Regions from separate parts of the Mus musculus genome. Here all the other regions are linked to region 3. The links are chromatin loops, found by intact Hi-C in ENCODE. Cell type or tissue: left cerebral cortex. All regions are shown on one strand.

What was found. Hi-C counts contacts between places; a loop is a spot of excess contacts. Peaks named below come from ENCODE experiments on the same cell type or tissue, not always from the same donor. Only the 100,000 strongest peaks of a DNase experiment are listed, where the experiment ranks them.
Region 1: a loop joins it to region 3, with 7 times the contacts of the local background. A loop is called at or near these places in 24 of 42 quality-filtered maps.
Region 2: a loop joins it to region 3, with 7 times the contacts of the local background. A loop is called at or near these places in 23 of 42 quality-filtered maps.

The regions. Positions count from the first base shown.
Region 1 is chr13:30,255,154-30,263,153 of GRCm38, forward strand. No RefSeq gene overlaps it. Among named protein-coding and RNA genes, the nearest start is that of Gm40863, 24 kb to the left of the region's middle. In left cerebral cortex, a CTCF peak has its summit at 4,975 (motif pointing left); DNase peaks (open chromatin) are centred at 3,876, 4,392 and 4,951.
Region 2 is chr13:29,979,566-29,987,565 of GRCm38, forward strand. It overlaps E2f3 (E2F transcription factor 3), which reads right to left and starts at 6,498. Exons shown (of 7, transcript NM_010093.3): 1 at 5,735-6,498. The coding sequence starts at 6,103. In left cerebral cortex, CTCF peaks have their summits at 3,656, 4,806 and 6,495; DNase peaks (open chromatin) are centred at 3,712, 3,975, 4,336, 4,875 and 4 more places; H3K4me3 peaks cover 4,319 bases; H3K27ac peaks cover 3,466 bases.
Region 3 is chr13:29,854,177-29,862,176 of GRCm38, forward strand. Cdkal1 (CDK5 regulatory subunit associated protein 1-like 1) reads right to left here and starts at 1,497. Exons shown (of 16, transcript NM_144536.3): 1 at 1,387-1,497; 2 at 722-765. In left cerebral cortex, a CTCF peak has its summit at 3,414 (motif pointing right); DNase peaks (open chromatin) are centred at 1,260, 1,421 and 3,426; H3K4me3 peaks cover 1,048 bases; H3K27ac peaks cover 548 bases.

The DNA of each region.
Region 1 (8,000 bases), 400 kb after region 3:
TTTGATCCCCAGTATCACACAAGCCTGACATGATGGCACATGTCTGTAGTCCCAGCCCTCTGGAGGCAGAAGCAGAAGGATCAAAAATTCAGGGTCATCCTGAGCTACAGAGAGAGTTTGAGGCCATCTTGGGCTACATGAAACTGTTGCACAATAAACCTCTAAGATGGGAGAGTCAGAGGGTTTAACTAGCTTAGTTTCTGAGACCTCTTACACAGGGTGGTCATTCTTCCTCCCGTGTCCTCAGAGACCGTCCCTCTCAGTGTTCGTGCACCCTAGTTGCACTTCTGTTTTCCTCTAACCACTATTTTATTTTTATTTTAAAAATAATATAGGATAAATTCTGACTTCTTTTTACTTAGGTTCTACAAACTTTATTTTTTGCTTTATTTCTTTTGTAGAAAATAGATTATTTTCTCATATCCTATAATATCCTGACTACAGGATTTTCCTTCCCTCTACTCCTCCCAGTTCCTCCACAACACCCTCCTCTCCCAGTCTGGACCCACTCCCTTTCTCTCCCTTATTAGAAAAGAACAGGCTTCTAAGAGATAATACTAAAATATAGCAAAATAAAATATAATAATATATGACAAAAACTATCACATCAAAGTTAGGACAAACCTACAGAAAGGAAAGAGCCCAAGAGAAGGCCCATGGATCAGAGAATATTGCGTTTATTTACATGCCCAGGAATCCCATAAAAACCCTGACCTGGAAGTCATAATATATACGCAGACAATCTAGGTGCAGACCCTTGAGTGCTGTCTCAGTCTCTATAGGTTCATATGAGTTTCAATCACGTCGACTTAGAGGGTTTTGTTTTCTTCCGTGTTCTCTCTCCCCCCTGGCTCTTACATTTATTTTTCTGTCTCCTCTTTCTCAGAGTTCCCTGCAATTCCAACTTCTTGGAGCGCTGGCCATATTGATTAAAGCCCACATTAATTATCTCAATGTAACACTTTGACAGCCTTATCTACAAACAGAGCCACATTCTCATGTATTGGGAGTAGGACTTCTGCATGAGTTTGGAGAGAACAAATTTCAGCCCCTATAGACCTGTAGGCTTTTCTCAGTTTCCATGGTAATAAGCTACGCTTGTGCATTTCTCTGGTACACATACCGAGTGTAGACCTGGCATGACAGGATAGGTATGGCGGAGGCCAATGTTAGGATGCTTAGGTAAAGGAATAGATTTTCTAGTAAGAGTCAGCAGAATTGCTTTGAGTTTGAGGTCAGTTTGGGCTATAAAATTGAGAGCCTGTTTCAGAAGAAGACAGAGAGGGGAGAGAGAGAGAGAGAGAGAGCGAGAGAGAGAGAGAGAGAGAGAGAGAGAGAGACAGTCAGACAGACAGACAGACAGAGAATCTTAATGTGCCTGTATATTCTAGTTCATATGACACTACCCTTTCCTTTCCTTGTGGTGTGAAATAGCTTTTCCTTGCCAATATTTAAATATGTACTTGGTACCTGTGTGTATGTGTGTGTGTGTGTGTGTGTGTATACACACACCTGTATGTGCAGGTGCCTTTCCTTCAGCACCAACATCTTGTTTTTGGGGACAGAGTTTCTCACCAGCCTAGGTTATATTCACACATGGCCAGGAAGTCACAGCAACAGGAGCTGGAAGGAGCTGGTTATACCATATCCACAGTCAGAAGCAGAGAGCAATAAATTAATGCCCACACGCTAGTCATCAGCTCACATTCCCACCTCTCTCCTATACAGCCAAGGATCCCTTGGCTAGGGAATGTCGCCGCCCACAGTGCATGGGTCTTCCGACTCCAATTCGCGTAATCAAGATAATGCAGATCCACTGGCCAAACAGCTGATCTAGACACGGAGACACCCCTCGCAGCGGAGTCTAGATTGTGTCATGCTGACAATTAAAACTAAGGAAGATACCAAGCAGCACTTACCAGACATACATTTATTGATTATTTATTTATTGCCAACGTGATCATTGTGGGGGGAAAATTACAGAGGAAACACAATCCTCCCCCCTCAGCCTGCCCTCAGCTCGCTGGCTCTGCTTTGTTTTCTGCGGTTATCACTCTGACAGTTCTCCATGTGGAATCTGGATGTCAGCTTGCGGCAGATATGCCACATTATAAGCCTTTCTGCATGTTACTCTATAACTTCCTGAGTATTTTTAAAGTTAGCTTTATTCATTTTGTGTGTTATTGTGTGTGTAACAAGTGAGCACAGGCGCGATGGGGCCACGGCCAGCACGTGAAGCGTGTAAATGAGATTTTCATGGGTTCAAGAAATAATTCCCTGATGTTTGAGCACTTGATTAATGGTTCATTTATTGAAAATTAATTCTAGAAAAAAAAATAGAAAATACAGATGTTAAAGCACCGTTTGCCTCAAGGCCAGCCAGCATTTTACCGTACTTCTAGGTTTTCATTTTATTATTTTAGTTTTTATTTTTGTCTGTGCCTTTGGAGACACATTTCTTTTTACAGAAGTCTGACACACCCCGAGCTTGTAGGGACATCTCATGCCGAGGGATCTCCCATCCATTTCTGCTCCAGTGAGCATGATAGAGAGTGGAAGCAGAGGTTGCTGAAAGAACTGCCTGGCTTCAGTGGGCCTACTATGTGCTGACTTTTGGCAGGGTCAGTCAATCACAAGCCTTCGCTGTTTAACTATAGCTTACTGGCCATCACCACTTGGGGACGGAGCTTCCCGGAGTCATCCAGTTGCCCCAAGCAGAAATGGGCTGTTTATTTGCTCTCTCAACAGGCAGGTGCATTTGTACAGGGAAAATGGACCCTCAGGGCAAAGCAGGCCTTTTAATCCACTACCTCCAAACCAACCAGGTGCTGAGAGAATGATTAGTAATTCATCGTTTCAATAAAAACATTAGAGAAAAGAGCCTCAGCAGAGAATACTAATAACCTATTGCAAACCTTCAGCTTATATTCAAGGCCAGCTGGGGTTATGCAGTGCGACTTTCTCTCAAAGATCAAAACAAAATTAAACTGACAACCTATAAACATATTTTGACACTAGTAGAATCCAGCGGTCCAAAGTATGTACAATTAATTTTCATGGTCATATTTTATCACTGGTCAACAAAGCTGAAGGGGAAACTCTGAGGGGCTGCATAACATAATGCCGTCCTTTAAAAACCCTATAGGTGGAACAACAATATGAACTAACCAGTACGCTCGTGTTTCTAGCTGCATATGTAGCAGAAGATGGCCTAGTCGGCCATCATTGGGAAGAGATGCCCCTTGGTCTTGCAAACTTTATAAGCCCCAGTACAGGGTAACGCCAGGGCCAAGAAGTGGGAGTGGGTGGGTAGGGAAGCACGGCGGGGGGAGGGTATAAGGGACTTCCGGGATAGCATTTGAAATATAAATGAAGAAAATATCTAATAAAAAAATTGGATGAAAAAAAAAAAAAACACCTCACTTCTAAGAACTCGAAACAGTGATTTGCAAACTGGGGGCCTTCCCCCTACCCCTTTCTTTCTTTACGAAGACAAAGACACACACACATAACGTTGCCTGGCCGATCTCTTACCTGGACAAGGATGATTTTAAGCTTTTGATCCTCCTGCCTCCACTTCCTTCGTGCTGGGATTATAGTGCTAGTGTATGCGGTGCTGGGGATGGAATCCACGGCTTCCTGCAGGCCACGGGAACTCCACTACTGAGCTATGTCCCCAGATGCAAATTGGGTTCTAATGGTAACCCCTCACCCATACCGGTAAGCAAAGGCCATAGCCGGCTCTAAAGGCTAACGTGCATGTGACACATACACTCACAGCGGCAGTGTGGTCTTCAATTACAGCAGAAAGCGCGAATAGTATTCCCAGAAGAGAGCAGTTAAACCCAGACATGCTGCCTTTGGGACTTTGCTGAATCAGCTTCCTGTGAGTCCGAAGCAGCTACTGTCGGAGAACAACAACAAGGAGTGAGGAGGAAGTGCTTCAAAGTACCAAGTGTGTGTGAGAGCGGACCCAGGGCAGTGGTGTGGCAAACTTAGTTTTGATTTGAAACAGGGGCTCCTGTTGCCCCAGCTGCCTTGACTTTCCTGGGCACGAGAATGCTCCTGCCTCAGTTTCCCCTGCACTTGGGACTACACTGGCTTTTGCTTTCACAAAGCGGCCTGGGAAAGAGGAGTGAGAGATTCTTAATGGTTAATGGTTAATGGTTTCCTAGCTTCTAAGCTTCAGTGTGTGTGTGTGTGTGTGTGTGTGTGTGTGTGTGTGTGTGGTGTCTTGCATGTGCCATGTAGTATGTATGGAGATCAGAGTACAACTCTGTAGACTCGGTTCTCTCCTTCTACCTTTGTGTGAGTTCTGAGTACTTGGGTAAGGAGAATTCTGTATATTGCGGGTTTGGGGTGGAGAGATGGTTGGACCGATAAGAACTCTCGCTGCTCTTTCAAGAGGATTGGTTTCTAGCACTCACACCATGCAATGTAATTCACAACCATCTGTAATGCTAGCTTTAGAAGATCAGAAACCCTTTACAGGCGTCTGAAGGTATGTGCATGCGCGCGCGTGTGCACACACACACACACACACACAGAATGTAAATCTTTATATTTTTATTTTATGTATATGAATGTTTGCCTGCATGTGCACCACGTGTGTTCACCTTGCCCAAGAAGCCAGAAGAAGGTTTGAAACTGGAGGTAGAGATAGCTTTGAGCCGCCATGCAGGTGCTTGGAACAGAATCCAGCTCTTTGGCAAGAATAGCAAACACTCCTGACCCCTGAGCCACCTCTCCAGCTCCCAAAACAAGTCTTTTTTAAAGGAAAGCACTTCTATCCTTCTGAGCCATCCCCTTGGCTGGCCCTCAGCCTAACTTAAAATCTACACCTTGCAGTGTAGGTTTGAGAGGAAGCAATCCCAGAGTACCTCTCCTGCTTATGACCTATCTCAGCACAGGCCAGCTACCAATCATTGCTTGAATGCGATTTCTCTGAAGCGGTGTGAAGTAGCGACCTCTTGTGGCCATTTGCAGTAATTTCGATGGCTCTTGTTGAATTGCCAGCCCAGCGTTCCTTTATGGCTTGGACACTCTTTAACCTCTCTGCTGCCCCTTTTGAACTGTAACTGCTAGTGAAATGCTGAAAAAATGATGACCCCCCCCCCAGTCGCCTCTTCCTTCGTTAGTTACAAATAAAAACAGGATGGTGGGTAGACCTAAAATACCAGACGCACTGGAGGTGGCACCAGCTACAGGTTAAGGTTTATGCTTTGAGTTTGCTGTGTGACCTTGGAGAACTTGAACAGCCTCTCTGTACCCTTCCTGTTAGGTGAGTCAGTAACTCATGTGAGGGTTAAATGAGATAGTTTGAGGAACTGATTCAAAGATTTCTGCAGTGATTGTATAGTTTAAATACATCATGAGATTCTGTTGTTCTGACCTGTAAGAGGGAGAGGTAAGATGGCCACAAGTTGCTTGTGTTTTATCCTTTTATAATTTGTTACTTTGTGTCCCACTCCGAGCCTCTTCCTTCCAGGAGGGCCCTCCCCAGTCTGTGGTTGTTAGTGCTAGCTCACTTATTTGGGTCTGCAACTTTGTGGAAAGCGGTATGTTTTCTAGGTAATTCATTTTGGGTGACTGGTTTCTGGAGGGAAATGCAGGCTTTTCATAGTTCCTTTGCTGACAATTCAGTGTGCTGGTCCTGGTGGCTTGGGTACATTTCTGAACCAAGAAAGAAACTGATTCCAGGAAAATGTAATCTTTACGGTGATCTGTTAGAGGTCCGCAATAAATAGCATCCGGCTTACTTATGACAGCACAGACACCCGTGTGTTCCTGCCTGGGGTCACCAGGCTCAGCCAAGCTGTGGCTTAACTTGGCTCTCTCCCTTCCTCTTCCTGTCTCCTTCGTTTCTCAACAAAACATTAGAACCCAGGTAGAATCTGTGAGCTGAGCTGTGCTCATTAGCGTAGAGTGGTAGAAGGCGACTGGTCTTGCCATGTTATCCTTCACTTCATCTTGTTCCTTCCTCGGGATAAGATTTCTAACCCCACCCTGACCCCTGCCTGCCCCAACAATCCAGTTCCCCAAGGAGAAGAGCAGCTTCTGTTGATGGCAAAGCACAGCTCTCGCCTCAAAGCAAATAAAAGAGGCAGTGTGAAGCTAAACGGAGTGACTGCATTCTGGAATCAGGTTTCCGTTTGGCCAGGTAGCACGTTCTACTGTGGGAGGCCTCGGTGATAGACGACAATCATAAATGAAGGCGCTTCCCGAATGCATGACGGGAACATCAGGCAGGCGGCTTATGACCGACTGGGAATCTGCTGTGGGCTCCAAGACGGTGTATAATGACATTCTTAGCACAGGGGCTCATGGGAGTGAGCAGCTTTCCAAAGGTTTCATCTGCTCGTCACAGGATGTAAGGTCAGGTGCATCCGTGGGCAAACAGGGGCTGTTACAGAGGCCAGAGAGAGCCCAAGATAATTTTGTCTCTGCAACATCCCAACCCTGCTCAGCCTGCATGCTCTACCTAGCCTAGTCAGCAGAGTGGCTTCTGAGTACAGGTGCAGCTTTTATTCTGGGGACTTCAGTTCACACATTCCATTTCAGACACGTTTTATTTATTTTTTTATTTTTTTATTAGGTATTTTCCTCGTTTACATTTTCAATGCTATCCCAAAGGTCCCCCATACCCACCCCCCCAATCCCCTACCCACCCACTGCCCCTTTTTGGCCCTGGTGTTCCCCTGTACTGGGGCATATAAAGTTTGCAAGTCCAATGGGCCTCTCTTTGCAGTGATGGCCGACTAGGCCATCTTTTGATACATATGCAGCTAAAGACAAGAGCTCCCAGGTACTGGTTAGTTCATATTGTTGTTCCACCTATAGGGTTGCAGATCCCTTTAGTTCCTTGGGTACTTTCTCTAGCTCCTCCATTGGGGGCCCTGTGGTCCATCCAATAGCTGACTGTGAGCATCCACTTCTGTGTTTGCTAGTCCCGGCATAGTCTCACAAGAGACAGCTATATCTGGGTCCTTTCAGCAAAATCTTGCTAGTGTATGCAATGGTGTCAGCATTTGGAAGCTGATTATGGGATGGATCCCTGCATATGGCAATCACTAGATGGTCTATCCTTTCATCACAGCTCCAACTTTTGTCTCTGTAACTCCTTCTATGGGTGTTTTGTTCCCATTTCTAAGAAAGGGTAGAGTGTCCACACTTTGGTCTTCGTTCTTCTTGAATTTCATGCGTTTGGCAAGTTGTATCTTATATCTTGGGTATCCTAAGTTTCTGGGCTAATATCCACTTATCAGTGAGTACATATTGTGTGAGTTCCTTTGTGAATGTGTTACCTCACTCAGGATGATGCCCTCCAGATCCATCCATTTGCCTAGGAATTTCATAAATTCATTTTTTTTAATAGCTGAGTAGTATTCCATTGTGTAAATGTACCACATTTTCTGTATCCATTCCTCTGTTGAGGGGCATCTGGGTTCTTTCCAGCTTCTGGCTATTATAAATAAGGCTGCTATGAACATAGTGGAGCATGTGTCCTTCTTACCAGTTGGGGCATCTTCTGGATATATGCCCAGGAGAGGTATTGCTGGATCCTCCGGTAGTACTATGTCCAATTTTCTGAGGAACCGCCAGACTGATTTCCAGAGTCAGACACGTTTTATTTGTAATTTACAACTTGGCTCAGTTTCCCACACGCTCTTCTCATTGGTTCCCACACAATTAGAATTAGAGGAACCAAGTTTGTTTTTTAAAATAAAGATTTATTACACACACACACACACACACACACACACACACACACACACACACACAACTGTTCTGTTTATGTGTATATCCCTGCAGGCCAGAAGAGGACACCAGATCTCAGGATAGATGCTCAGTATTCCATGTGGTTGCTGGGATTTGAACTCAGAACCTCTGGAAGAGTAGCCAGTGCTCTTGACCTCTGTACCACCTCTCCAGCCTGGGACCAAGTATTTTACAGAGAGTTACTTTTATTATTTTTAAAATGTGCATGTCTGCGTGTGCCG
Region 2 (8,000 bases), 130 kb after region 3:
TTTCAAGAAAGTTAAAAAAGTCCTTTGAGGCTGTTGTTGATTAAGTAAAACTGTCTCTGTCAGGGCACCCGAAATGTCACATCCAAAGAACAAATAACTGAAATTTCAAATATCAAACTTTGAAAAACACTGCTACCACTATTTAGGGAACCTGTCGTTCCTTTCCACTTACAAGTCCTTTCCACTGAGTGTCTAAAGTAGCCTTGATTTCTCAGTGTCTCTGGGGCAGTGTAACCGCATCTGAAAGAAACTTGAGTTTAGTAGTCTGCACACCTAAGCCTCCCATGTAGGGCATGTAAGACAGTTAACCCTCTCCTCACAAAAAGAGGTTTTAAGAGGGCAAAAATCTCCAATTTCAGTTTTGGCTCGGAGGGGCCCCCTGTTGACTTGTGACCTTAGCTGAGTAATTTAATTGCAGTGGGCCTGTCATTGTCTTACCTGTAAAAGAAGTGGTTGGATAGGAAAAGCGTTTAACTCCCAAGACCATCTGATTGATCAAATATTGAATACGCTAACCTGAAATACTGTCCGTCAAGTTAGAGGGATGTTGCCATGCCTTTACATTACAAACGGCCGCAAACAATTGGGTCATTAATTCTATCTTCTGCATACTATCTGCTATCTTCAAGCTGACACAACTCCTGCTTTACCAGGACAAAGCACCAACCGAGACCTGGTACTTAGGGTCGCCAAGTTCACAGGGGCCTTTGGATTCCATCCTGGCTTTACCACATCTTCAAAGTTACAGGTAACTGTGGCCACAAGATTGACTCCCACTAAGGCAAGCAGGGTAGAGAAACATATTCTTGCAACTTAAATGCTTAAAGGCAATGTTTAAAGCAAAAGTATGTGACGAAAATAAATCAAACGCCCCCTCCATGGGAAAGCCAGATAAATAATCCGGCTGTATTAACCCCACCCCCACTTTGCTGGTCTCATCCCAGCAAGGTTGCTTTCTGGTACCTACCTTCTGTAGTTAGTACCAGAACCTCTTCTCTGTGTGAGATTATTTTCCTAGTCATTCTTGGAAAGGAGACAGGATGGGGAGGTGAAAGGCCCTACATCTGTGGTTTTCTATATATAATATTGTCCCCTTTATCGGGTCTCCTCAGTCCCATCAAATATTATTGGATGGGAACTCCTTAGCAACTGTAAACACAATTCCTGAAACACTACTTAAAGCTGCTCACAGCCATGAACGTGTGCATCAGACCACATACTTTGTACCCCAGAGAACTTAGGGATGGTCCTCTAAGCATGGCAGGTGGGGATGGGAAGAACTGGAATCTCTCCTCCTTGCGCTATTTCAGGTAGCTTCGTGGACTTCGAGGGACTCAGTAAACCAAGTAAACAATTTCTACCCCACCCTGATTAAAATATTATTTAAAAGTAGATGAGTGAAAAGACTTGGGAGTTGATTAGCTTGGGACAATGCTTACAGCCAGTCATATAGACTATTTATAAGTCAGGGTTAAGTTGGGAAAAAAAGCCAATTGGAAAGGGATTAAATATATGTGTGTGTGTGTGTGTGTGTGTGTGTGTGTGTTTGTGTGTGTGTTCTCACTGGAGATGATCGAATCAGAAAAGCTAAGGAGAAACTACTGCTTATTTCTAAGACACCTCCTACCATCCTCCCTCCCTTTTTGTCCCTCTCTTGCTCTCCTTTCACTTCCCAGGCGCTGATACTTATTTCTAATCCCAGAGTATATTCCTTTCCCAAGTTAACTTTACACAGCACACTGCTAAACTCAGACTCTGTCCTTGCAAGTATTATATAAGGTGGTGATATTTAGAAAAATACACGCGCGCGCGCACACACACACACACACACACACACACACACACACATACACACACGCATCCTTTTCTGTGCTCAGGTTTGGGTGCTTTGACTAAGTTAAAGGTGCTTTTTTCCCAAGGATGCTTAGGGTGGCCCACTCAGTACTGTCTACAGGGGAGCTATTTGTACCGCCCAAGTCTGGGCATTGTATTTTATTAAAAGTTCCATTTTGGGGTATGTAGTGACTAAAACTTCTGTTCCAGCCTCAACTTGGCATCAACCGTATGTCTCAGTGGAAGCGGGCTTACTGCACACAGAACCACAGGAGCCCCACGTTTTCTTCTCTCAAAGTTGTTGTGGGAAAGAGTCCCTGCTGAAACTGCATCCCCAGTCCTCCAATCTCAGAGGAAATTCCCAGGCACCGAAGGTTCTCTCAAAAAGTATAATCAGCAGGTTGCTCTGACTGGATTAAATTAAATCTGACATGATAGGCTGCCTCTTGCACTGATAGAGTCTCAATTTTCTGGAAGAATGAAATTACATATCACTTTAGAAAACATATGAGCATTCTGCTCACATCAGTAAACAGAGGAACAGCATCTAAGTCATTTCTGAGTTACAGAAATACTTGATTCATAAATACGAATTTTATGGGGCAGCTAACTATTTGCCAGGCCTTGAGCTAAGTACTGTACACTCATTACCATGACTTAAAAAAAGAAAGTCTCAGTATTATTGCCCTGCCTTACAGACGGAACCATTTGGGCAGATAAAGTTATTGGCCTAATAGCAGACAACTTGTAAACAAGCCAGGAGGCTTACAGTTAGCAAGAAGGCAAGCCACTCACTGTCAAGTTCTTAGATGCTCTAGAGATGTAACTTGAAAAGCAGACACAGATAGGTCTAGAATTGTTGTCACCTGAAGAATTCCCCACCTCTTCTTGAACATAGAATGTTTAGTCTTATCTTAGTTCATTCCATATGCCTTCTCAATCTTCATGCTTAGGGGAAAATATCAACAGAATTCTAAAACACAGGGCTATGCATGTTTTAAATCTCAGAACTTGGGCACTTGAGGCAAGAAGACCAGGGGTTCAAGGCTATAAAAGACCCTGCCTCAAAAACAAAATCAAATAAATTCCAAGACTTAACTGGAAGCCTTCGGAAACACTGACAAGAAAAACATAATAAACAAATCAAGCATTGCCTGCAACGCTTAGGACTTTGTATGCACCTGGGAGATAAACTTCATACCCCTCCCACAAGATACAGCTCTGGAAGCATAGATTAACCAGTGATTCAGCATACATTACAATCTTACATAAAACTACTTCGGAATATGTGTAAGAGGCATTTATATTCCTATAATGAAACATTATTTTTGAGTATACAAATTCAATCTATATTCCTGGAATAATAACTTCATGGCTAGAAGGACAATAAAAGTTTAGAAATAACATGGAAGGTGGTGAGGGCAATAATTTTATACTTCAAGTACTTAACTACAGTAAACTACATATAAATTTGGTTAGACAGTCTTGGGTGAGCTGGTCCAATGAATAATCTAAGATATTTCTTAAAGAGCAATTTACTAGCCTCACAATTTCCTATTATCAAAAATAACTTTCCCTGCAAATCTGAATCTGATCCAAGAAGTGTGTCAATAGCCAGTTGTTCCAGCTTATTTATGATATAGGAACCGAGTGTGTAGGGGGAGTGGGCTTGCTGCACTGCACGGTCAAGCATGTTTAATCAAGTCCGTAAAAGTATTTACCACTAATGAAAGCATGGAATATATCCTGTGCCTGAGAATCTAGCACACTGGATACTGTACACAGTGTAAGCAGGTACTGTACTCGGCTTCCCCCCTGCTGGCAGACCCTAGTCACTAAAAGGATGAGCCTCTTTGACTGGGACTGTCTCTATCACACATCCCTAGTAAGTATCTCTAGGCTGGAAAGCACTCAAGATCCAACCCAGGGGAAAATTATAAACAGAAAAGAAATTTAAGAAAATTAATTCTTTCGCTACCCACCCCATTTCCCAAAGTCCTATATATGTGTACGGACTTTCTTAAGAGACCCCAGCAAAATACTGATCGTGCAGAAACAAACACACCTAGACCTAAGACTAGGTGAGATCTTCGACTGGTATTATCATGCAACCATAGGTATCCGAGTCCGGGTGGGTTCTAGTCTGGTCTGGGCCAAGGCACAACACGAGGGTGAAGACAGAAGGCATGGAGGAAGGAATGCAGGAGAGAAAGGAAGAGAGGGAGACCTCGGGGCCACACTTCTTTCTAGTAGCAACAAAAAGGAAAGCCGCATACTGACCTAAATCATCTCTCAAAGGCGCTTTATAAATTACAGGGACAAAGGGAGGGGGTGGCGGGTGGCCTGGGAACCCCACAGACACCCTACCCTCTGACCCGCCCCCTCCCCCTCCAGCACAAGGGAAGCAAGACAGAAAGCAGCTCAACTCGGCCACGGGCGTGAAGCCCTCATCAGGGTTTCAATTGCCCATCCATCCACCCCCCAAAAGAAACACACGTAAACACTATACCCACCCCGGGGGCGGCCACTCCCGCCCCGGGGCTCCTAGAAGCGGAGGCCGGGGATTTACTTAGTTAGATTTTTCTTGCTTACTCATTTCCCTCAAGCACCCAACCCCCCGTTCCCACTCCAAAACCCCGCTCCGTCGCCTACCCTCCGGCTCGGGCCCCCCGGGGATCCCGGGTCCCCGCGGCGGTGGCTCGGGCCCCCGCGCGGTCCAGGTCACTAACCTGCTGCTGTAAGGGCATTTCCGAAAGCAGCCTGGCTCCGGGGGAGGTGGGGGGCCGGCTGGAGAGGGGGCCCGAGGCCGAGTGGAGCGGCGGCGCCGGGCGAGGGCGGGCGCCGTGGGGGGGTGGGGACGGGAGAGGGAGGGTGGCGGTGCCGGGTGCGAGGGCGCCGGGACCGTCCCAGGCCTGGGAGCCGGCGAGCAGGAGGAAGTGGGTGCCCCCTCTCCCCCTCCAGCGCCCCCTCCCGCCGCCGCCTCCTCCCCAGTCACAGGCGCGTCCTCCGCGCACGTGTGCGAAACGTCACCGGCGGGTCCCGGAGAGAAGGGACAGATCCTGGCGGCGGGACGGGAACCCGGCTGCCCCCGCCCTCCGTCGCCGGGGGGGCGGGGAGGGGGACAGGGCGGGGAAGGAAGGGGCAAGGGGAGAGGCGGGTCAAGGGCAGGCCCGGGGCCCGGAGAGCAAGGCCCCAGCGCTCCGGCCACGCGGGCGCCGCCGCTGCCACCGCGGAGATGCGCCCAGGCCGGAGCACCCGCCCGCCGGCCCCTTGTCGCAGACAGCGCGAGCCCTGGCCCACCGGGGCTCTCAGCTCCACCTCCCCCACCGCGATACCCGTCCACCTCCCAGATCCCCTTTGTTGCCTGGAGCTAGGTCCCCAAAGGTGCCAGGCACTGGCGCCCCTGCGCTCGGAGCACGCCTGCGGGACCCCCAGTCGCCCAGGGGCAGCAGAGACAGGAGAGGAGGCTTGCACGCCTCGGGTCCCCCAGTTTACATCCTCTGGGGTCCCCCACTCTCCAGTGCACTACTCCCTCCCCCACCCCCTTCTCCATCCGGGGCGTGACCCCTTCCTACGCCCGAGAAAGAGGAAGCTTCGAGTTGCAAGGGAGGGGAGAGTGGGGGTAGGGAAAAGTGCAGGAAAAGAAGTGGAGGGGGGGGGGGCGCGAAAAGTTTTGGAGTGTTGGATGTGGTTCTCAAAGAGGGACTCCCCACTGCCCCGCGTGCCTGCCCAGGCCCCCACGTCCTCCCAACGTCCGCAGGAAAGCACCCCGAGTCTAACAATAAGCACACGCTGGAAGGGACAGCAACGAGGCCCACGATGCTCAGCCTCGCGCTCCCGCCGCCACCGCTCCCGGGAGCCCGCCTCCCACCTGGGCTAGGGACGCTGAGGAGGGTATTACCGGTGGGCCACCGCCGCCGCCGCGTCCTGGTGCTGGTGGCTGCTGCAGCAGCCCGACTCTGCTGGAGGGTCCTTGTGGCGTGGTGTAGAGGCTGCTGGCGGCCGGCTCCGTGCCGGGGACACTGGGGAGAAGGGGGCCGGCGGTCAGGGCGCCACTTTGGAGGGAGGTGGCACAGGACGTGGTGGAAGGGTTCGTAGTGAGGATCTGGATGTACGTGCCCGGGGCGGCGGCGGCGGCGAAGCCGGGGCTGGCTAGCAGTGCCCTTTTGTCCATGGAGGCTGCAGCGGCGGCGGCGACGACAGCCGCCCCCTCCCCACCCCCGGCGGTCACCAGGTACTGCTCCAGGGCGGGCTGGATCCCCTTTCTCATCTCTCGCTCCTGCTCTTTTTTAGTGTTACGATATATTAACGTATTGCTTTCAATTTCTTTTATTATTTGCAGCCGGAGTTTCCAAGTCTCTCCTTCTCGCCTCCCCTCCCGGCGCTTCCGAACCCTCTCTCTCTCTTTTCTTTTTATTTTTCCGCACCGCACAGGCCCCGGGGGCCAAAAATAATCGGGGGTCTGGAGAGAGGAGGGTCCCGGCCGCACGGATATCAGGCCCCGAGGAGGGATGGAGGCGTCGGGGGCAGCCGATGCAACGGATTGCGAGGCGGTGGCGGCAGCCCGGGTGCTGCGGCCGGCAGCTGAAAAATGGCTCCAGGAAGCTGCTGCTGACAATGAATGAAGGGATACGGTTTACGCGCCAAGGTCCTCCCGCGAAACTCAGATTTCCCGCCGGCTTTTCAAACCATATTTGCATATCTCCGCCCCTCAACCCGCCGAGGACTGTTCCCACAGTCCATTGGATCCCTGTCGCCTTACTTCGGTACCAATCCTGGAGCGAGGTCGCCACTGGCTGTTTTCCATTGGCTGCCATACACCATGGTTACCGGGGTGACCCGGGCTCTATTTGCATAGAGCAACCTGACTGGCTGGAAGCAGAGCAGGCTTCTTAGGAGGTGGGGCAAAGTCCTACTCTCCCACGGAAAGCCACGCCCATTCCAGGCCCCTCCCTCGCTCCTACCCGCGGGGCTGGCTCTGATGACCTGGGCAGGGACTCTGCCTCGCAGACTCAGTGTGGATCTAGTCTTGAGCGCAAGTTTCGGTTTTGGAAATTGTCAAGGTGACACCCTCAGGGACTTTGTTTCCTGTAACCAAGCAGTGTAGTAAATGAAGAACTGGTAGAAATTCCCCTAAATATGTGTCAAAGGCAAGTTGGACCCGGCCTGGCAGGTGGAAAACTGAGCCCTTTAAATCCTGGGTTTCTTCCTTCCTGAAATCCAACCAATGACGTGAGAGCGGATCCGGAGGCCAAGGCTGATAGACAGAAGCATGTGGGCAGACAGAACCGTGGGGGTAGAAGGTTCAGCTGACGCGACTGCAGGCACACTTTAGTTCATATTCCAGATCATTCCTGGCAGCTTCATGATTAGCCCGATTTCGATTTAAGTAAAAATTAACTCTTTGTTCAGTGAACTCTGACTACAAGTATAGGTTTGAGTCTAACAAGCACCCTCTCTGGCCCAGAAACACCCAGGGGAGTTAATCAGGGCTAACCTAGAACTGATCCGCGGGTTTTTAATCCGCCATGCAGTAATCCAAAGTAGTACAGGCTTTTATGGTGACGTGGGACTTCCAGTGAAAGCTGCCTGCACTCAGCTCTTTACAGCCTCATACGCCAGGAAATTCTTAAGCAAACAGCAAACACTACAACGCAAACCTAACCCGATATGTTTTAAAAGAGGAGAAAAATGTATGCATATATATGTATATATGGAAATCAGAAAATGTCAAGGAAAATGAAATCGTCGAACTGGTTTCTATATTAAAGTAAATACTCACGGATCTTTAAAATGAGCATTGTGGGGCTGGAGAAATGGATCAGTTACTTACATAAGTGAGGGGACCTATATTTGATCCCCAATACTCACATTTAAAAAGCTAGGCATGACCGCGTGTATCACTAATCCCAGAACTGGGAGAATGAGACCTGAAAACTCATTGGGGCTTGATGGTCAGCCAGTGAAGCCAGTTGGGAAATTCGAGACTCACTGAGCTATCCTATTCTGAAAACTCAGGTAGAGAGCTACTGAGGGAGACATCTGAGGTTGACCTCTCTGGCCTCCACAGGCACGTGCATATGCACAAGCGTGTGCACTCTCACGTACACACACACTTGTATACGCACAATGAGAAGTATTTACGACTGAGGAGGAAGGTGAGGGAA
Region 3 (8,000 bases):
ACATCGCACAGAAAGGAAACAAGAATCTGGCCTGGCATGGTGGTGCACACACTCAATCCCAGCACTTGCAAGTTTGGTCTATATAGTGAGTTCCAGGCTAACAAGGGATAAACATTAAGACAACATCTCAACAAATTTAAAAAATAAAAATAAATTTTAAAAAAAAGAGAGAGAGAGAGGGAGAGAGAAACAAGACAACCCAGCTAGAAGAGGTACAGAAACAAGCCTTCAGGAATGCCATATTTGGGCTGCAGAAATGGCTCAGAGTTAAGAGCACTGATTGCTCTTCCAGAGGACCAGGGTTCAATTCCCAGCAACCACATGGCAGCTCTTACCTGTCTGTAATTCCAGGATCTGATAACCTCACAAAGACATACATGCAGGCAAAATCCCAGTGCACATAAAATTATAAATACATATTTTAAAAAAAGAAAGAAAGTCATATTTAACAGCCAGGTAGAGAAGTAGGATATAACAGGGACTAAGCAACAGCCAAACAAGAAAACAGATGTGCCACAAATGGGAAAGAGAGCATGTCTCGCTTCTTAATGAAAATGAAAAACTAAGGAAGAGATACAAAAATGTCTCTCCGATGAAGTTATAGGGAAATCTAGTTTTCACAAAATGATACTGGCTAATTACTAAAAACTTAAGACATCTTTCTTCATATTCTAATGCAGAACTAATTACTCAAATATTAGAAACTAAAATAAACCAATACCTTGATTTTCTGAAATTGGTCTCAAGTCCTCTTGAAAGATGAATCTGAAAAATTAAAATTAATTAGAAAATGCGAGTACCCTATAAGTTCATAAAACCAGTGTATGACCTCTTTACAACTTCCTTAAAAAAAAAAAAAAAAAAAAAAAAAGGATGCATCTAGCCACTTTTTAAACTGCTACCCTGCACTGTAACACCTGAGCACAATGAAAATCACCAAGTAAGAAACAAGTGATCCCTTATGACACAGGAAAGTTTTCTAAGCAAGGGAGCAAAGAAAAGAGGGGAAGGGGGCGCAAAAACACAAGCGACCTCTGCCCCTATGCCCAACTTCAGTGCAAAACACTCATCTCCTGAAGCCCTGATCGCGTAGCACAAGTACATTCACGGGTAAAGCGAGAGGGGAAATGAGGCTAGAGCAGAATGGAAGTCCCTGACGTCGCCAGCCAGCAGTGTCTGCCGCCACGCCGGCCTCTCTCCAGGCAGCGCTCCAGAGTCCGACTCTCCACGCCAGCCGCCAAGTCTTTTCCAAACTGCGAGAACAAGCGGGCGATCGGCCCAAAGGAGAAAACCTGCGGAAACGAAGCTCCGCCCAAAATGCAGCTCGGCCCACGGTCGCTGAGCACTGATCCATTTGCCCCAGTATACACAGATCCAGAACTTCACCTGTCCGAACTGAGAGGAAAAAAACCACAAGCCCCTGCCAGGAAACTGCACAGACTTCAGATGGAGAGCGCCATGACACTTGTGTCCCGCCGGGCTGATTTGCGCATGCTCCGCGACGGTAGACCGGAGAGGTCAAAACAGATCGTTGTTTCAAGTTTGCGTTTGTTTTTATCTATAATTATTACCACATTCTTCTACAAACAAAGGTGAAAATACACTCCTACCTCATTATGTTAGCTTATCAACTAACTTCTGCTAAGTTATAACCTTATAACTTGTCCTGCACAGTTAAGAGATTAACATAAACATCTTGCCATTTATTATTACTACTCATTATTCACAAAAAGGGACTGGAGACTTTAAATACTTACCAGAATAATTACCTCCGGAGTAAATCATTTTCATTACATTCATTACATTTTATCAGTTCCCTCCTCTATCTATCTATCTATCTATCTATCTATCTATCTATCATCTCTATCTCTTTTGAGACAGCATCTCTCTATAAAACCTTAATTGCACAGTCACTCATTATATGGAATGAACTGGCCTCGAACTCACAGATCGACCTGCCTTTACCTCCAGATCTCTAGGATTAAAAGCATGCTCCACCATGCCCAACTAATTTCCTTCTCTTCTATAGAGAAGAATAACTAAAATAATAGTTGTTCTATCGAATAACAGAAGTCAATTAACACCAAACTCGTGCCCACATCTACCTCCTACTGCTGGGATTACGGTTGTGGCCCACTGCAGTAGGCTTATATTTCTGCTTCTGCAGAGACAATTCAGCCGAGGTAGTCAGGTTTCATTTAATAATTCCATAAGAATACATAAGAAGAAACCTTTATACTTTCTTTGTCAGTAATGCATAACTTTATATTTAAAAAGCAAAAAGAAAGGAATGATGTGAAAAATATGGAACAAAATCTTTATGTTTTCAAAGGGATGAAGATTTTTGTTGAAGGATGAGTGGTTTAGCAGTCTGTGTATTGGGACCCAGGGACTTCTGCATGCTAAGCAAGCACTGTACCACTAAGCTGCATCTCCTGACCCTAGGTTTGTTGTTGTTGTTTGTTTTCTTGCTTTTGTCTCCATAGTGAAAACTGAATGGGAAAATGTTAGCAATAATAAAACCAATGGACAAAGGAATAATAAATCCAGAAATTACAAAAAATTAAAAACAGATTTAGTTTATAACTTTAGCAATTATCGGTTGTACTATTGAATTTAAACCAATCAATAACTTTTCATGAGACACAATGTGTGTGAGTTTAATTCGCTCTTTAAAAAGTGCATATGAATTGTTTGTGCAGAGATTGCATGGACATAATAGCGACAGTCTTAAGACAGATAAGTCTATTTCTTAGGCGAATGGGACAAACGTAGATGTGAACTGTAGGGATTGGGCATTAAATGTGCTGTGATTTACATTGACTTTCCACAGCCTGTGACCAAAACCCAGCTCTAATTTCAAAACAAGGGGTGCACATAAGAATCGATGTTGGATACAGGGACTGTGAAGATTGATCCTGTATAAGAAATTACTTGACAGAATAAGGCTCCCCTGGCTGAAAACTATATGACAGTAATTTTTTGTTGTTGCTGTTGTTGTTGTTTGGTTTTTTGGTTTTTTTCAAGACAGGGTTTCTCTGTATAGCCCTGACTGTCCTGGAACTCACTTTGTAGACCAGGCTGGCCTCGAACTCAGAAATCCACCTGCCTCTTCCTCCCAAGTGCTGGGATTAAAGGTGTGTACCACCACCGCCCAGCACAACAGTAATTTTTAAGGAAGATTTTTTCCCCCCAAGAGTGGATGAACCCAACAAGAAAGAGTGATAGTGTGAACAAAGAGAAAACAGGAGGAATGCTGTAGCAACATCAAAAGAAAGGCTGCCTCTAGTGAATGAGTGCCTCAAAATATAGGGTAAGAGGGAGGAGCTGAAGCTCTTAAATGCTGCTAGACAGGGACATGAAATCACCTCCAGTCTGTGGAGGAATGCTGAAGGGCATCTTATAAAGTAGCCACTAGAGGTCAGAGTATTGAACTTCTGGCACCAGCTATTCGCTTGCTCTAGCAGGTCACATAAATGGCGTTGCTCTAAGTGTGTAAGTAAATTTCTCTTTTCAGACTCCTGAAACCTGGAACCCTTGCTAGAGCAATGAGAACACCACATTCCCTTGCCGTAGAGCAGGTAACTTACCTAGGCCCAGAATCCTCGGCTTTTGTCATAAGCAAGAATCTGATGCTAGCTCCACAAAAAAAGACAGTCAGACAGAAAGACAGACAGACAGAAAGACAGACAGGGAGGGAGGGAGGGAGGGAGGGAGGGAGGGAAGGAGGGAAGGAGGGAAGGAGGGAAGGAGGGAAGGAGGGAAGGAGGGAAGGAGGGAAGGAGGGAAGGAGGGAAGGAGGGAAGGAGGGAAGGAGGGAAGGAGGGAAGGAGGGAAGGAGGGAAGGAGGGAAGGAGGGAGGGAGGGAGGGAAGGAGTAGCTAAGAAGTTCTGATCCTCCTGCCTTCACTTCTCAAGGCCTGAACCTCAACATATTAAAATTCTTATTGTTAGATATTCTCCCAATGATTTAAAATAATAACTCACATTTATTGTATAATACTCTCATGGTTTATAAGTATCAGCAGGAGACATGATGTTTTCTCTGTCCTTAGAAGGACATGACAATACAGAATAAATTTGGTTTTGTGAGGAACACAGCTTAGTGTTAGGACTCTCACATGCCTAAGGCCGCAGGTTGAACACCCACTGCTGTAAACACTGATAGTAATGACAGATCTGTTATTCACATGAATTGAGTTATGTAATCTTTACTACATGTACTCGGTATACTAAGGACTATTCTAAATGCTCGGGGGAATGAAACGCAGCAATGTCTCTACCTCCTTATTCAGTCCAGCCAAGGCTACATAGTAAGATCTAAATAAAGAATGAATGAAAAACAGAGAGAGAGAGAGGGAGAGAGAGAGAGAGAGAGAGAGAGAGAGAGAGAGAGAGAGAGAGAGAGAGAGAGAGAAAGAGAATATTATTGTTTTCTTTCTGTCTTTCTTCTCTTTCATTTGATAGAGTGCTGTGTAGCCCTGGGTGGCCTATAATTTGCTATGTAGACCAGGCTGGCATCATACTCACAGAGATATAACTCTCACTGCCTCTGCCTTGCTAGTGCTAAATCCTTAGTCCCAGCAATCCAGAGGCAAAGGTAGGTGGATCTTGTGAGTTCAAGGCAAGCTTGGTCTATACTGTGAGTTCAAAGCCGTTCAGGAAGAAGAGTGAAATTTCCATGAGCAGAAATGAGGGGGAGGGGAGACTGCAGGTAGAGCAAATATGGGAGGAAAAAGGAAAGATGAAGAATCATCTTCCCCATACCCCCAACACAATTGGTGAGTTATTTTATACTAAGTGCTCAGAGGTATACATTTAAGAAATCTCATAAAGCTAATCACCTTCCTACCAAATATTAAAGACATTCAAATTGAGGATAATAGAAAATCCTTGGTCTCCTTAAATTGTATGACTTGAGATACATCTAGATGTATTTTAACCTATGACCTCCACACAGGTATGACAAGCAGCCATGAATGAACACACGTGCATACACACACACACACACACACACACACACACACACACACACATACTTATATAATTTTTAATTATTGTTTGAGAATTTCATTCGTACATGAATATTTTGTGTTTTGAAAAAATCCAATCCCCCACTCCCTCCACACACCCTCCCCCATTCCCTCTCCCATTCCCTCCCCATTCCCTCCCCCACTCCCTCCCACACACCCTCCCCCACTCCCTCCACACTCTCCCCCACTCCCTCCCACACACCCTCCCCCACTCCCTCCACACACCCTCCCCCACTCCCTACCACACACCCTCCCCCACTCCCTCCCACACACCCTCCCCCACTCCCTACCACACACCCTCCCCCACTCCCTACCACACACTCTCAATACTACTTCTCTCTCCCAATATTTTTATATTTAATTTTCTCAATTTTTTTATCCGGGACCTATTTCAAACTTCTTTATTTTCTTTTTGAAACAGGGTCTCTCTATAGTCCTGACTGTCCTACAACTTGCCAAGTTGACCAGGCTGGCCTTGAACTCACCGAGATTGGCCTGCGTCTGCCTCCCAGTGCCCACAGGTTAAAGACACTCACCACCAAACCCAGCTCATTTCACACTTCTGAAAATTTTCCCAAATATTGTAACTGATACATGTATAATCTTCATCCCCAGATAATAACCCCTCATACGTCGGAAGTACAGTGCTCACAGCCAGGAAACGATCGTGGGTATAATGCACTGATCCTGGGAGAGTCTTTTGTTTTTTTATCTTCTCTAATCTTGATGCTTTAGAAGAAGAATGGTACAGTTGTTTGTAAAATGTCATTCAATTACAGTCCTCTGATGCGCTCACACCTACATTCATGCTTTTAGTTTCCTGTGGTTTGTTTTGCTTTGCTTTGCTTAGATGCAGGATCTTGCTATGTAACCTTGGCTTTCCTGAATCTCAAACAGATCCATAGGCTTCTGCTTCCAAGCACTCGGATTTAAAGGTGTATGCTACCGTGCCTGGCACAGCTTCCTTTGAGGTAAGGATTTGGGGCAAGAATACCACAGAAGAAATGCTGTCTGCTCCCCTTGGCCTATCTCAACAGAGGCATGTGACAGATCTCATTAACAGTGATGTACTTTGAACACTTGGTCTCACCACTGTGAAACAACTCTTCCACCCTTTGTTATCAATGAGTGACTTGAGGGAAGACATGCTGAGGTTACAATAGAATCCTGTTCCAGAGCATGTTGCTGCCTCTACTTGTGGCATCTCTAAATGACCCTGCAGGGAACAATTATTACTGTGGCATTTGCCAAATGGGGACTTTCCATTTCTATCATGCCTTCTACTTAGATTATTGAATGGGCTTTCCCTTCTCGTTTTTCTATTCAATTATTTATATTGGCATGGATGATTGTGCTCATTTTATATTATAGCTTCTAAGCCATTGTTAGTATTATTTTGTTGCTCAAATTATCCCAAATCTGGCCACGGCTTTGGGTTGCCTTCAGAGTTCTTTGGACACGTCTACATTTCAATTATACATAATTTTTCTGTTAGTGCAATATGTGCCAAAGCTCGTTGTATATCTCTCTACCCCAGCCCTGCAATCGGTCTATTGTCCACAGAGCTATAGTTCCTATTAGTTTAAAGTGCTATTTAGAGACCAAGATAGGAAGCCAAATGTTGTGATATACATTTATAGTTCTAGAATGTGGGAGGTGAAGACAAAAGGATCAGGAATTTAAGGCCAGACTCTGCTACAAAGAAAGTATGAATCCATCCTGGGCCACATGACAATCTACATGGAAAGGGAAGGAAGGAAGGAAGGGAGGAAGGGAGGGAGGGAGGGAGGGAGGGAGGGAGGGAGGGAGGGAGGGAGGGAGGGAGGAAGGAAGGAAGGAAGGAAGGAAGGAAGGAAGGAAGGAAGGAAGGAAGGAAGGGGAAGGGAAGGGTGATAGGAGGTGGCTCAGCAGCAACATTTACTGCTCTTGCAAAAGACCCAGATTATGTTCCCAGAATTCCTATAGAGGCTGTTACAACGGCCTACAATGCCAGTTCCAGAGGATCTGATGTCCTCTTTTCTGGTTCTCTTGGGCTCCTGCATCCGCGTATGCACAAAAATACATACATGCTCACACACATAACTAAAAAATAAGTAAATAAATAAATCTTTCAGAAAATAAATAATGATATGAGCTTCAGTATGCTATTGCTTCTGGTTATCATTGCTCCAGAAGCTACAGTATACTCGAGGCAAACTTGGAGTGTCTGTTAGATATCCATGTGGATTCTTGGCCTGGCAATTGGACTTATGATTCTAAAGCTTTGAGAAATGCAAGAGGAAGCTAGGAAGTTGGGGATCATTGCCATGCAGGTAGAATCTTAAGCCAGGACTTGTATGAAAGTGCCCGTGGAATGAGCCTGAAGCATGCTCCTCCCCAACTAAGGTGGGGGAGAAGAGAAAGAGACAGAAAAGAAGACTGAGAAATAACAACTGATGGGAAGGAAGGAAAGCAAGAATGTGGGGTCCTGGAAGGCAAGGGAAAACCCAGAAGTGGGGACGGCAGGCAGCATTAACCGATGCTGAAGATGCAGGGAATGGATGCTGAGCATGAGACGTCAGCGTGAACAGTCTAGATGGGCAGTTTCTGGAGGAATGATGGGCGTAAACCTTGAATGGACTATATCAAAGGGTAAGGAACTAGAGACAGGACATCAGCCAGGAGCAGAGAGATCAAACTGTGGCAAAGGAGGAATCATGTTCATAAAGAATTGTGTTGAAGATAGGAAAAACAAGAGCATGCTTAAATGCTAAAACTCCTAGAAATGGGAAGACGGCAGTGGCAGAAGGAAGGGAGATTGTTAGAATAATATTTCTTGAGGTATAAAATTTTTAAAATACACAAAAGTTATTTAAAAATAAATAAAAATATCAGGTAGCAAATGAAGTAGAAACCTAAGGACTCTTTGAAAAGTCGGTGGAATGGTGTTTTGCTTGGGCAAACATGTGAAGGAACATTTCATGAAAGT